Linked DNA regions of Homo sapiens: regions 2 and 3 are each linked to region 1. Evidence: chromatin loops called from intact Hi-C (ENCODE). Cell type or tissue: chondrocyte. All regions are shown on one strand.

Region 1 (5,000 bases):
GAATTGAATTACCTAATTAAGGACCAATTATATTTTTTTAAGAATATTTTAATGACCTAGAAATTATGCAGGTCAAAAGTATGGCAGGGATCAGCAGGGTGATTTGTTTGCAATATTAATATGTAAATGTATTTTGAATTAAATTATTAATTATTTACTATTTTATAACTGTTGTGAAATATTAATGTGTCTGAAGGATATTTTGAATGCTTAGCAATTAAGCTGGTAAAGTGCACAGATGAATCGCTGAATGTAAGACTAGTAGATTGATGAGGAAATAATTTATGATTTTGATCATTTTTAATACCTAAATATCGAAAAAAGGTAAAATTTAGGAAAGTATGTTACCTTAAAATTCTATATTGAATTTGTTTTTTATGAAACATTGAAGCTGACTTACTTTTTTATAAAACATTGAAGTTACCTAGTACTTCATTGAGTTTGTACCATTCTTAATATCCTTTTTCAAAAGGTCTAATTTGCACATTATTAACTATGAAAATGGATTAATTCAGACATCTGAATTTTGCTTTAAATTAGTTCACTTAAATTAGGTAAGATCATTTTACCAATATGTATCATTTTTGTCTCGGAGAAAGAGTTTTGTATAAATGGAAAAACCGGATTAAAGATCTTGAAAAATAATAGAAAAAATAAACAAAAGTACTATCCCCCCTTTTGCCATAATTGTTATAAGTCCTTAAAGAGTGAATTCTTCTCCTACGGTACAAAAATTATAGGTTAATACAGGATACAAGTGTGGCCAAGCTTGCAGTAGGATGAATCACCCCAAAAATTGCTTTAATTAGGTGGCCAAGAAGTGCGTTATTTGAAGTGAGAACATCTGTTGCAACAGTCACAATTTAGGAGGGTGGACCACATCCAGCACTGACATTTAAGGGCAATTTACGAGAATTACTGTTAAATTACAAGAATGATATGTTTACTTCATTGTGTCCATCAGTAGGAAGAATAATTATGCCTGACTTGATTAACGGAAGTCCTTATGATTTTGGAAATTTGCCTTTTAATTACTCAGACATGGACCATTTTGAAGAATGTGTGTTTGATAACATTTATTCCAGACTGTGGTTGGCTGTTGATCAGAAGGTAAGTTGCCTTTGTACCTTCAAATTTCCCTAAGTCTGCCTTCATTTTATTCTCTAGGAGCCGACTCTTTCCTCCCACTCTCAAGATCTCATTAAAAATATGAACTCGGTAATGTGAATTTGTTCACTGCAATTACTCCTTAGTATCCACAGTATGTATACTAAAAGTGAATGAAGGGGGAAGAGACACACAGACACACAGACACACACACACACACACACACACACACAAGCACACAAATGCATTAGAAATTATGCAGTGGTAGACACCGTGCTGTGTGGGTGGAACAACTTTTTGGAGTACTGGGTGTGGTCAGACAATACCATCCCCCATCTAGTCAATATCTTTGTCTAGCACTTTGGCAGCCATTTTCAAGATGAAAACGGACTGATCTTCTTCATTCTCTGTTGACATGAAAGTCTGGCCATGGAACCTAGAGCTGGAAAGTGGCCTTGGGGTCCCTTTAATCTCTGTCTCACATTTTAGAAAAGGCCGTTTGACTTGCCCAAAGTCACGCAGCAAATTGGTGTCAGACTCATGGGAAAAACCCCGGTCTCTTGAGTCTCATCTCAATGTTGATATTTCTCAACTTGCTGCGTTCATAATGTTTGCTTATCACTGGGAACATGTCAAAGGGGTAATTCTCAGGCTCAAACAAAATTTAGAGCAGATTTGAGTTAAAAAATGTTACCATTTCCATGACTAGAAAGTGAATTGAGACACTTATATTACTTTTCAGAATGTACCCACTCCAAGTAGCATCCATTCTTCTTTCCAGGGTTCACTGACTAGCCACTGGGAAAGGCTCCAACCAGAAATGCTGATCATTAATCTGTATAAATCCGTAGAAGCTTTAATTGGGATTCCATCTGCTTAAGGCCCTGTCCCCTGTACTTTCATTTTCCTTCCTCCAGAGGGCGCCTTATAACCATCATCATATCAGCATCGTCATCCTCCTCCTCCGGACAAGCCTTACAATGCCCAGAAGATAAAAGCTCTTAGGAGGTGAGTTTTACATTACTCAGTTGAAGGGCTTTCTAACGCAGGCCTCAAGTTTTACAAGGTGGACATCAGTGCGGTTATGGGGCCTGTGGGGTGCAGGCCCTTGACTTCCTCCACCACATTGGTCGTTAATATCTCATCCTTAGGGAAAAAGACCTTCCGCTCCCTTTGGGGGTTACTAAGCTGAGGAGCCAGACCGAGTTAACTGTCTCACTCTGAACTTAGAGGAAAAGTTCCCTAACTTTTGGCAAGGCTTTTATGTTTTCATTTTTTAAAGTAATTTCCATGTTTCTTATCAATTCCGGCGTTTTCCCACATGCCTGAGAGTCTGCCCTCCAAGTGTACCTGGAATTCAGGTTACAGGTTTTCCTTTTCAGGGCAGGGTGCCCTCCCATCTAACCTCTCTACCCAGTCTCCCCCAAACAAGCTGAAGGCACTTACATTGGCATGTTGCTAGGCATAAGGTTACTGCAAGCAGCAACAAAGTCCGCGTATCCACAAAGCTGAGCATGTCTAGCACTTAGACATGCAGACTCCTTGTGTCGCAGAGCCCCTGGGTCACCGGCGGAGGTATCACCTGGCGGGCGCGGGCATGCAGTCGTGGCCAGTACCTCCAACTTAGCCGAAACCTCCTGCTGCCGTGGTGCTAAAATAATAAAGCCCGGATCTGCCCTATTTATACGGCAAAAGTTTCCCTGGCCCTAGGGTGCCTCCAAAAGGGCCTCCACCAATGGGAGGGCTGGGGCTGGGGGCCCGGGCAGCCACAGCTGGGAGGAGCCTGCGGGGGCGCAGAGGAGGGAGCGAATGGGGGAAGGGACGTGGCCACGGGGCTGGCTTCTTAAATTGGTTCCATTCTTTTTGAGGACGTGGACACTTTTGAGGCTTTCAAGGGGAAACTCTGACTCGTTGTCTGCATACCTCCGCCCTCCGCATCCTCCCGCCCTCCCCCGCCCTTTCCAAGTTTGGAAACACTATGGGACACGTCGGAGTGCTCTGCAGCCCCGACATGGGCAGAATTTGCAGATCTCCGGCGATCAAAGCAGGAGCTGTCCAGTCCCGCCTCACCTGTGCCCTGTAGGCCACTTGTAGGGTGGAGGGCTCCAGCGGGAGCGGAGGGGGCAGAGAAGGAGGGAGGGAAGACTCGATAGCGTGGCGCAGCCGGAGCCCGCCTCCCCGCCCCTCCACCCCTGCACCCCGCCCCCAGCCCCGTCCAGCTTTTCTCTAGCTTTGGGGCTCGTGTGCGCCCACTGTTTCAGCAGTGATGCACTCTCTTTGTCTTATGACTTCGGGAAAGGGCGGGTCCTGTCTGTGGAGGGCTGGGTTGCAGTCGGAGGGCGCCTTTTGTTGGCAGGTGGGCTGGGGAGCAGGCTCGAGGCTGCTTGGCACCCGGCTACAGGGAGGATAGGCTTTGCGAACTCTAGACTAGACCGAGTCACCTGGGGAAGTCCTTCGACCTCCTAGCTTGCCTTTGCTGAGGCTCATTCCAAAGAGGGTCTTTTGGGGGATGGTCTGGCACTCCGACACGACTCCAACCGACCTGGAGACCGAGAACTTATTTCTCAGTCTCTCCTTTCTGAGGCTGCGGTGGGGGATCTTTCATGGTTTCCAGTCTCCCCTCCCCTTCTCCATGGGCTCCTTGTCTGGATTTACCAGTTCTACCCTGAGCCTGGACCCTTCAACCCTCCCGTGAGCCCCCCGGTCCCTCTTGACCTTGCTGCTTACTCTCTGTCCCATCTCTTACAGCCACACCCAAGCACCTCCCCTAGCACATCCAGAGGCCCTTCTGATTCGAGCTTGGGGTCTTCGTAGTCTTCGCTGGTAACACCCCAAGCAGTGCGCCCACCAACGTGGATGTTAACTCTCTCCCCAGCACCCAACTTCCCTCTTCTCTGGCCGCCTCCATCCAACCCTCCACTCCCTACTAGGGAGAGGAGGAACTGGTACTTTGACCCTGAGGTGGGAGGCCAAAGGTCCTGTGCCTTTTTCTAAAGCCTCTTGGGATGGCATTCCAGGCCCTAGGTTTGAAAGGCTGTGTGTGTGTGTGTGCGCGCGCGCGCGTGTGCGTGTGTGTGTGTGTGTGTGTGTGTGTGTCAGGCCTCTCCTCTACTTGCCTAAGGTCCCCATGAGGCAGCGGGGGCCTAGTTAGAGTGCTGCTCTATCCCAGAAGTCATCGCAAAGGGGGCATCTTTAGGTCAGTTCTGTCTCTAAGAAACAGAAGCAAGTGGGCTGTAGTTCCCTGAGAATCTTTTTCCCTTCCTTCCCCCCACCCCCTCCCCGCTTTTTTTGCTTTGCCTTAAGGAAGAATTTCTGCAGAAGTTAACTCCATCAGCAGCTTCTGTAAATAAAAGGGACTATTCTAAAGCAGGTTACTCTTTCTAAATGTAAAAGAAGAAAAAAAGGTTAATGCAAGTAAAAGTGGATAACCAAAAACTATAATAAACTCTTGTTTTATTCTAATTAAAGGCACTCACTTGGGAGACCACTTTGGATGATTTTTTGAAGTAACTGGGAGTGAAAGAATTTGAAAGGGTTACTGGTCATTCCTAGAAGGGGGTTTACAGGGAGCAATCCACATTCAAATTTTTTTCTAACTAGGCAACAATGTTTGAAGTTTTCTAGGTTCTAGGAACAACAACAACAAAAGACCTGAGGTTGAATTGTATATTCCAAGAACATTTTTAACATTTCCCTGAAATATCACCGTTACAGAACTAACAAAAAACTTTTAAAGTGGAAATCATTTTTATCAGGAAAGAAAAACTTCAATACTACATCATAACAAATTTTTTTCTGCATATCAGAAGAGTGAGAAATGATTTCTAAGAATCATTGTTACCACTGTGCTGAATTACCTTTGCAGGGCATATGTGTGTATTTGTCCTGTGTTG
Region 2 (5,000 bases), 210 kb after region 1:
ACAAATCAATAAACATGATTCATCATCTAAACAAAACTAAAGACAAAAACCACATGATCATCTCAATAGATGCTGGAAAGGGTTTTGATAAAATTCAACATCTCTCCATGTTAAAAACTCTCAACAAACTAGGTACAGAAGGAACATATCTCAAAATAATAAGAGCTGTCTGTGACAAAACCACAGCTAACATCACACTGAATGGGCTAAAGCTGGAAGCATTCTCCTTGAAAATTGGCACAAGACAAGGATGCCCTCCCTCACCATTCCTATTCAACATAGTATTGGAAGTCCTGGCCAGAGCAATCAGGCAAGACAAGGAAAGCCCATCCATATAGGAAGAGAGGAAGTCAAACTATCCCTGTTTGCAGACGATATGAGCCTGTATGTAGAATACCCCATAATCTCTGCCCAAAAGCTCCTTGAGTTTATAAACAACTTCAGCAAAGTTTTGGGATGCAAAATCAATGTAAAAAAATCACTAGCATTCCTACACACTAACAGTTAAGCAGAGAGCCAAATCAGGAATGCAATCCCATTCCCAACTGCCAATACCTAGGAATACAGTTAACCAGGAAGGTGAAAGATCTCTAAAATAAGAATTACAAAACACTGATCAAATAAATCAGAGATGACACAAACAAATAGAAAAACATTTCATGCTTATGGATCAGAAGAATCAATATCATTAAAATGGCCATACTATCCAAAGCAACTTACAGGTTCAGTGGTACTCTTATCAAACTACCAATGACATTCTTCACAGAACTAGAAAAAATATTTTTAAATTCATATAGAACCAAAAAAAGAGCCAGAATAGCCAAGGCAAATGTCCAGAATGGCAACTAATAAAAAAGAACAAATCAGAGGCATCACGCTACCTGACTTCAATCTGTACTACAGGGCTACGGTAACTAAAGCTGCATGGTACAGGTACAAACACAGACACACAGACCAATGGAACAGAATAGAAAGCATAGAAATAAGTCGGCAATGGACATAGATTTCATGACAAAGACGCCAAAACAATTGCAACAAAAGCAAAAATTGATAAATGGGATCTAGTTAAACTAAAGAGCTTCTGCACAGCAAAAGAAACTATCAACTGAGTAAACAGTCAATCTACAGAGTGGAAGAAAATATCTGCAAACTACGCATCTGACAAGTCTAATGTCCAGCATCAATAGGGAAATTAAATTTACAAGAAAAAAATCAACCCCATTAGAAAGCGGGCAAAGAACAAGAACAGACACTTTTCAAAAGAAGACACAGAAGGCTAACAAGCATATGAAAAAAGCTCAATATCACTGATCATTAGAGAAATGCAAATCAAAACAACGATGAGATAGAATCTCACACCAGTCAGAATGGCTATTATCAAAAATAAAAAATAACAGATGCTGGAGAGGTTGTCGAGAAAAGGGAATGCTTATACACTGTTGGTGGGAGTGTAAATTAGTTCAACCATTATGGAAAGCAGTTGGCAATTCCTTGAAAAGCTGAAAACAGAACTACCAATTGATCCAGCTATCCCATTACTGGGAATATATCCAAAGGAATAGAAATCATTCTGTCATAAAGATCCACATGCATAAGTATGTTCATTGCAGCACTATTCACAATAGCAAAGACATGGAATCAACCTAAATGCCCATCACTGGTAGACTGGATAAAGAAAATGTTGTACATATACACCATGGAATACTCTGAAGCCATAAAAATGAAGGAGATCATGTCCTCTGCAGGGACATAAATGGAGCTGGAAGCCATTATCCTTAGCAAACTAATGTGGGAACAAAAACCAAATATCACATGTTCTCACTTATAAGTGGCAGCTAAATGATGAGAACCCATGGACACAAAGAATGGAACAAGAGACACTGGGACATACCAGAGGGTGCAGGATCAGAGGAGTGAGATGAACAGAAAAAAGATTACTATTGGGTAGTAGGCTTAGTACCTGGGTAATGAAATAATCTGTACAACAAACTCCCATGGCACAATTTTCCCCATATAACAAACCTGCACATGGACTCTGAACCTAAAATAAAAGCGTTTAAAAATTTTAAAAAAGGAAATAATATAGTCAGAAAAGACCATGTATTATACTAGTCTATTTATGTGAAACGTCCAGAGGGGCAACTTTTTAGAGACAGAAAGTAGATGAGTGATTGTTTACAGTGGAGGCAGGGGAGGTTGTTGATTGTTGTGAGGCAATTGTGGAGTGATAGCTAAAGGGTACAAGGTTTTCTTTTCGGGTAATTAGAATTTGCTGAAACTGATTGTGGTAACAGTTGCACAATTCTGTGAATATACTAAAACAATTGAATTGTACACATTAAATGGCTACATTTTATGGTATATGAACTTTATCACAATAAAACTGTTACGAAAAAAGTTTCCAATGTAACAAAATGATAATCAGCCTTCAGCTGAAATTCTATCAACTTCAAACAATATTTTATTCAACAAACTTAGATTTAGACAGTTTTAAAAAATACCTTGTACAAAGATTGTGTGTGCAAATAGTAGTTTGGTGAGAACAAATGCTATTCTCAAATTGCCTATTTAGGTGCCAGGGAATTTGACCAAAAAAATCACAACTCCAGAATTACACTGATAAACAGCAGACTTTCACATGAATGCCTTCTGCCCCTTCTAAGTTTTTTTTTTTGTTTCATTGTGAAAGGCCTAACTGTCTGGAATTTCACTTATGGTGTGACGCAAATAGGATTTCTTAAAGACAGGAAGGTTCAATAGCAGAAAGATGATTAGTCAGTGGAGAGGAATTTCTAACATCCTGGTTGACTTTTAGCAGAGTCTACTCACTTTCTTTTCTCTTTCAGTGTTACTATGGGGATCATGGAACTATAACCACATGTGATTTAGACAGGAAGTGTCTTAAACTTTATTAGAAACAAAAGAGCAGAGGGCAGCAGCACCAAGTGGTGAGCAGGACTGGACCCCAGAGCCGGAGGTCCATTCTTGGCCCTGTCAAGGGTCACTGGGTGAGGCTGGTGACTTGTTTATGTCTCTCAGGCTGACTTTCCTGTTTGTTATACATTTTCAGAGCAGATCCTGGGAAAATATGTATCAGCTTATTGACTTTAAGTGTTTTTAGAAAACTCTCTACAATAGAGTTCTCACTTTAATTAAAAAAATTAAAAACAACACTATAGTATGACACTCCATTATCAAGTAAGTTTAAATAGGGGAGATAGAAAAACATTGTTACTGGCTACATCTGAACGGTCTAGAGGTAAATAGTTATTCTAAAAATAAATGTATTTTAGGTGTAATCTTTTATGTTGTTTAAGGAGATTATACTAGGGACTGATGAGAAAATTTCTGAATAGTTACCTGTAGATCCCACTTCATGTGAAATTGAATACTTTGGTCCATATGACAAACTAATGGCTGAGGGAAATGCCATTACGAAAAACCGTGTATGTGCACATTCACATGTGTGTATGCATGTTTGTAATGTGCTCATAACTTAGACATAGTATTTGTAAGAATTCAGCTATTGCAACAGGACAAGAGACACAATTAGCAACATTATCCAGTAGTCTAAGTGTCTTTTGTATAAGCTATTCAGAATTTTAAATGTTAAGGTAATTTAAAAAATAAGATGTCTAGTTTGCTAGTAAACTTAGCATTCATGTTGGCCATTTGTGAAACATTATTTTAAGTGATTATTTAAATCCTTTAAATTGTAATGTATGATTGTCTAGACTTCACCCTTGTAAGACCGGGTATGACGCTGTTAGACAGTGGCATTCTGAGATATTCCTTCTGAGTACAGAGTGAATACTTTCTGACAAAATGGATTTAAAATATTCCTTACACTGGTACAACTCAAAGAAGAGCTCAGATTCAACAAGAAGCAGGAAACCTTGGTTCCTCATTCCCACTCCATCTGTCTTCCTCACATCCAGTCATTTTTCCTCATACAGGAAAAATGTGTGTGACACAGATTCCATGTGTGTATTTTGTGAATATATACAGAGCATTAATGATGGAGAGTAAGAGAGCTGCAGCATCATACTGACTGTTCTTGGGTTAGGGGAAAAGAAGCTGAACTCATGTTACAGGTTGGTCATAGGATCCGAGTCCAGCTCAGCTCAACTGTGACTCACAGAGAGGAGTCTGTTCCATCAGCTCCATGCTGAAAGAGGCAGTCACAGTCAGTGGTAAGCTGGTTCAGCAGAGCCAATGTCCCTTATGGTTCATTGTCTATAAAGTCCCTGTTAGAGGATTCCTATTCTAGCAAGTGGAGTTAGCAATATCACAGCAAATTCTTACCCTGCCTTCAAAAATTCTAAGTCTGTGAGCACAGATGTTGTGTAGAACTTTTATCGAATTAGGAATTGTAGCATTTATTATTATATATATTTTTGAGACAGAGTCTCACTCTGTCACCCAGGCTGGAGTGCAACTGCACGATCTCAGGTTACTGCAACCTCCGCCTCCTGGATTCAAGTGATGCTCTTTCCTCAGCCTCCCCAGTAGCTGGGGTTACAGGCATAAGCCACTATGCCTGGCTCATTTTTCTATTTTTAGTAGAGACGGGGTTTCACCACATTGGCCAGGCTGGTTTGGAACTCCTGACCTCAAGTGATCTGCCTGCCTCAGCCTCCCAAAGTGCTGGGATTACAGGCATGAGCTACCATGCCTGGCCTGTAGAATATATCATAAAATGTTAAATGAGGAGGGGTGGAAGGTGTATTCTGAAAAGTCTGACATTTCCTAGGAAAATATGTATTTTTCATGTTAAATCCCATATTACTCCATACTATCTGGACTAATTATATCAGGAATGCTCTATTTGTTTAGGTAAATTCAAGACAGAATGGTTGATTAATTCCAAGGGCTAAGTAGCATAAATAAACCAATTTAGGAGCCAACTGGAAATGATGTTGGGGCAAGAACTATACCTGCATTTAAGGTGAACTAATGTAAATTGATGTGCTTTGGAACTTGTAGCACATTTGCTTAAG
Region 3 (5,000 bases), 94 kb after region 1:
AGGCCTGACATTTTGCTTTGTTTACACTGTATATTTGTATATGCTAAGGGAAACTTCATCTGCTAAATGATGTTAGCAGATGATTGGGAATAAACATTTAAAATGTTTGCTCCGGTGCTTTCCGTCTTGCTTATTTTGGAGGTGGGGGATGGTGCATTTTAAAACATGGGGCCATACTAGATATAGTTGGGGGATATGGTAATAAAAAGGACAGGAAACTGTCCCCACTAAGGGACATAAGAAATACAAGCAGTCACAATGGAGGTCAGACATTGGCAAGGCCATCTATATAAGAAAATTCAGATGAAGGAACTTATGCAGATGTCATTATTTGCTAGCTTTTAGAGAATGAGTAGGGTGGGGGAGTAGGGAGTCATTTCAGAAAGAGGAACATAGCATGAGAGAAGTTATGGGAAGTAAATAGATGGATTTAGCTGGCTCCAAGTTCATAAGAACGTTTAAGTATGAGAAAAAAACAAACACAAACAAGAAAGGTTGTAACCAGATCACTAAATGCTGACTTCCAGGTTAAAGAGTTGGTTGGAGAAAGCAAACCCTTGGAAATATCCTCAGGAGGGAAAGGAAATCAATAGTACATTGCAATGGCTTCTGAATCTTTTCATATTATCTAATACTTTCATCTGTGGGTAAATTTGTTGCAAGGTTCACAAGATTAACTGAAGAAGTTTACACTGTTATAAAAAAACTAGAAAGTTGTTAAAAGTTACTTCTTAGATTGCGTCTTTTAATTAAGAATAAATTATTAGCAGATCTTTGTTGTCTTAGTGTTTCAACCTTAAAATAGGTAACAGAACATGAACCAAGTAAATATCAATGTCAGTTTACAAGTTTGTATTGCACTAAACTGTTATGAAGCAAAACAACTAAACTTTAATTTCTGCTTTCAGGAAAACTTTTTACTTATGTAACTAATCTATCAATTCATGTCATACTAGATTTGGGGTACAAATTAAGGTTATGCTTCACTTAGTTTTCATTAACACCGTTTCTTTGTATTTAAACAGGCTACTCCTTTTTTTCCATTTCTTTCTGATACATTATGCATATTTAAACAAACAGAACAGAAACATTTAGAAATAAAAGTATGTGATGGTTTTCCCACACCAGTGTAAGCATAGGATGGTGGATTCCATTGAAAAGTCTGAGTTTTTGGGCTTGGGTGGATGAGGGATTGGGAAGACGGATCAACTCCTCAGAGCTAGAGTTCTTTTCAAGTGTGGCAGTCAGGGACACAGACTCCTCCTCCTCCTTTTCAATGGCCCAGTTTTAGAGTTGGGTTGCTACTGCTGTCTGTAACTGTTATCTAAGAAGTTTCAAAGGTATCTACATTTAGTTTTGTTGGCTTTTTGAACATTTCTTTAAAACTTGTCCTTGGGAAAGTTAGCAAGTTTGGAAGCTGCCCAAAAATCTGGAACTGGGGGAGGGAGAAGGAACTTTGTTTTGATTGTTCTTTTACTTCATTGTCTGGCTCTCCCTCCACGCCCCCTATCTCTGTCCCTCTTCCCCATTCCTCCCTCTCTTCCTCTGCTTCCTCCTCCTCCTTCTCCTTCTCCTCCTCCTCCCTCTCTCTCTCTCTCTCTCTCTCTCTCTCTCTCTCACACACACACACACACACACACACACACACACACACATTTTTGGAGGAGAGCTGCAGTTCCTCACACAATTTCCCTTCTCATCCGTCTTGAAACATTTCGTTTTCCCCAAACCTGAGACAACAATACGATGATGTATAGTATGGATGTGTGTGCATGCACGTGTGTATGTGTGTGTGTGTTTGGTCTGTGCTGTGGAAGGACTGAAAAGAGAGTTGACTGGGGCTTCTCCTCCAGGCCTCAATCTGGCATTAGTCCATTTCTCTCTTTTCCCTAGGTGGTCTTAGATGATGGGGGGAGGAAAAAGTTTTGCTGTGTCATGAATTACGCTTTTAATTTCCACAGGCTTTAGAACATTCTGGCCCTCTCAGTGAAAAACACTTGTGGCCTCAGAGCTTGGAGGTTGGAAGTGGGGGAAATATTCCCTTCAGGCCCTGTGATGACTTTTCACAGTGGAAGGCTGCAGGGCTCTCACAGGGGGAGATTCCATTTGTCTGAGCCTGCAGAGTGTGAGTCACTGCCCAGGGAGGGCAGAGTTCAGCCCGAGGAGCTAGTGAGCCCCTGCTGCCTTAAAGGCACAATGCAGGGATACCGCTGAAGGGAGGGGAAAGTGCTAGCCACCAAGCGACTGGGCTAGTCCTCAGTAATTTCTAGCTGCATTATTTATGTGGGGGTCATTAGGAAACCTAAATTTCAGTGAAAAGTCAATCGTTTACTCAAATTTCCCTGTACAGAACAGAGAAACACATACTGGATTTTACAAGCCTTTGTGAAATTGAGGTCACCTGCATCATCCACATGGAGAACAAGAATATTTATTGTGTGATTAAAGTTCTGATCCATAGGGGGAGGAAAATCATTTGCATGTCACAATTTTTTCCGCCTCCTTAATTTTCAACCCACTCACCTCATAAATTAACAACAGGTAGCATCAATCTCTCTTCAAAATATGTAAGACACTTGTAACCTTGATGGGGCAGGGGGGCTCTTCGGGTTTCACCAGCTGGTGAGAACAGGTGTTGTCATTAACTTGAACACCCACATCTTGAAGTCCAAGACTCTGCTTGCCTGGCTGCAGGAAGTCCAATGTGTTAGAGAATCCTACTCTAGATGCATTTCCAGGGAGTGTGTACGTATACTTATAAATCCTTTCTTGTCCTTTCTTGCTGAGATGACCCCTAAGTTACCCAGCAGCCTAGGGCCTTGACAGACCCAGAAATGCCTTTTGCACTTGCCATTCTGACTGCATGCATCCTGGGCATTGCTACCAGGATTTGGACATACTGCCACTGCCATGATTCGCGTTGGAGGAGCTAGAACTCAGGGACACTCCCACACAGGAACTATTATACTGTCACTAACCTGCGGCCACTCCTCGGAAGCGGAAAGATGCCAGTTATTTCTGTGATCTGTTCAGTTTATGGGTGGGGGTGGGACAGATTATTTTCCCCTGTACTTGACAGGTTTTAGATATGTATGAAGAAGTAACTTATATTTAACATTTTTATTGGAGAAACTTTGATGTGTACTTCAATTTACTAGCTATCACCTTTAAAACTCTTTGACATGCAGAAATTTTCTGGTTGATTTTTCATTGTCTTTTGAAGGTTGACTCATTTAGAAATGACGTGACATTTGCATTTGAAATCAGTACTGTATTTATTTCATTGTTCCGAGCCTTTCCAAATAAATCTGTGTGTTTTTTTCGTAGGATAATTGTGAGAAAAATAATAATGTAACAACCGTTTAGGACTCTGTGGGTTATTCATAGTTCACAACGCTTCCAACTTCAATCTTCACAAACTTTGTTTGGAATAGCAAAATGACCATGTTCCACAAAAGGAAATATTGTACTCCAGTACCATGGCCGGAACAAGATTAATAATAGTAACAGTAAAAAAATTAAGAACAAGCAACATAATTTTGCCAATGTTTCTTCATTCCTAATATCTTTAATAAAGAAAAATAATAAAACTGATCTTAAATGTGGAGAAATTAAAAGCTTCATCATGAAGATAAATGCATGGAGGGCAGGAAGGGCTGAGACTGGTTGAAGTTCTTTAAGTTGTGGTTTAAGATTAACATAAGGACACATACTACACTACAATTTTTAAAAAGCTGCTATGAGTAATAATATTCTTGATATATAGCATGGACACTGTATCCAAGATATTTTCTATTATCCTTATACTTGATACCCACTTAGATTGCTATATGTAGAATTTAGACTACCATTGATCAAAGAGAGAAAAGTTGGAAATAAAAACTGCAATGCCATTCAAAGTCCCAAATCGCAGCCACTGTAATTTATCTAAACTCAAAATATAGGAAGGAAAGACTGTCATATAGTGAACTTTTATTGACTGCCTACTGTTTGTCACACACTTTTCTGTTTCTTTACCTGAATTTAGTCACTTATACATCCCAACAGCTCCTTGAGGTAATGGACAGTGAAACGGGCCCAGCAAGTTTAAGAAGTTTGCCCCAAACCCGGAGCTAGATGGTGGAGGGCTGGGATACAGATCACAGCTGTCTCGTTTGGGAGCTTGCATTCTGAATCACCATGGATGCCTTTTGGATGTGAAATGTGCCTGAATGATGAAAGCTGAGCAGAGAAAAGAACTGAAGGTCATAATAATCTCCTAACAGAGAAAGCATGTCTTAGAGAACCAAAGACTTTGTACTGCAAACATCTTGTTTTACAGGTGGAGAAACTGTAGCCAAAGCAGCTCAGATGAGTTTGTGAAGGTTACTTACAGCTTGCTAATGGCAGAAGGAAGACTGGAGATGAAGTGGATTTTCCTGACATTCATTAATTCCACCAACATTTATTGTCCCAAGCACTTTTTTAGGTATTAAAGAGAAAGAACAAGACAGATCAGGTCCCTGCTGGTAGGAATATTACACCATGACCAGAACAGTGATTTGACATTTGAATAGACAACTAAGTGGAACACCCACACTAAAGTATTAGAAAGTGGGATGGGCTATGGGCAGGGGAAGGGGAGAGGCTTTATATACATTCTACTCCATTTTATAGATGAATTCACTAATGTTCAGTGGCATTAAATAACATGTCTAATTCATAAATGTTAGACACAAGATTCAAACCTTCACAGTAGAGAGAGAGAGAGAGAGAGAGAGGAGTAAGAGAATAAGAAGGACATCACAACCTCCTGGTTAGGGAGTAGCTCTTAACATGAATCAATAAATCTGGTTGGAGCAAGGTGTCTAGTTAGATTGTCAGATTTCCGGGAACCAGAGATACCCGTTTTTTGGCAGAACCTAGACAGCCAGAAGAAGCCTCCTACCTTGTTCTTCATGCTTAATTTCTTTAGAAAGTCAAACTCATGGATGAGCATTTGGCTCAAGTTCTTCAGCTCC

What was found. A loop is a pair of places that touch in the nucleus more often than their neighbours do. Peaks named below come from ENCODE experiments on the same cell type or tissue, not always from the same donor. Only the 100,000 strongest peaks of a DNase experiment are listed, where the experiment ranks them.
Region 2: a loop joins it to region 1, with 6 times the contacts of the local background. A loop is called at or near these places in 3 of 110 quality-filtered maps.
Region 3: it touches region 1 in a loop (4-fold over the local background); 70 of 110 quality-filtered maps call a loop at or near these places.

The regions. Positions count from the first base shown.
Region 1 is chr7:94,392,655-94,397,654 of GRCh38, reverse strand. COL1A2 (collagen type I alpha 2 chain) reads right to left here and starts at 2,760. Exons shown (of 52, transcript NM_000089.4): 1 at 2,554-2,760. The coding sequence starts at 2,623. In chondrocyte, CTCF peaks have their summits at 1,793 and 2,016 (motif pointing right); DNase peaks (open chromatin) are centred at 2,804, 3,154, 3,444, 3,914 and 1 weaker place.
Region 2 is chr7:94,181,362-94,186,361 of GRCh38, reverse strand. No RefSeq gene overlaps it. Among named protein-coding and RNA genes, the nearest start is that of BET1, 180 kb to the right of the region's middle. In chondrocyte, a CTCF peak has its summit at 2,964; no DNase peak of the experiment used is centred here.
Region 3 is chr7:94,298,317-94,303,316 of GRCh38, reverse strand. All of the region lies in intron 2 of LOC112267858 (a long non-coding RNA gene), which reads left to right. Among named protein-coding and RNA genes, the nearest start is that of COL1A2-AS1, 91 kb to the left of the region's middle. RefSeq lists an enhancer at 1,862-3,061. In chondrocyte, a CTCF peak has its summit at 2,267; a DNase peak (open chromatin) is centred at 2,126.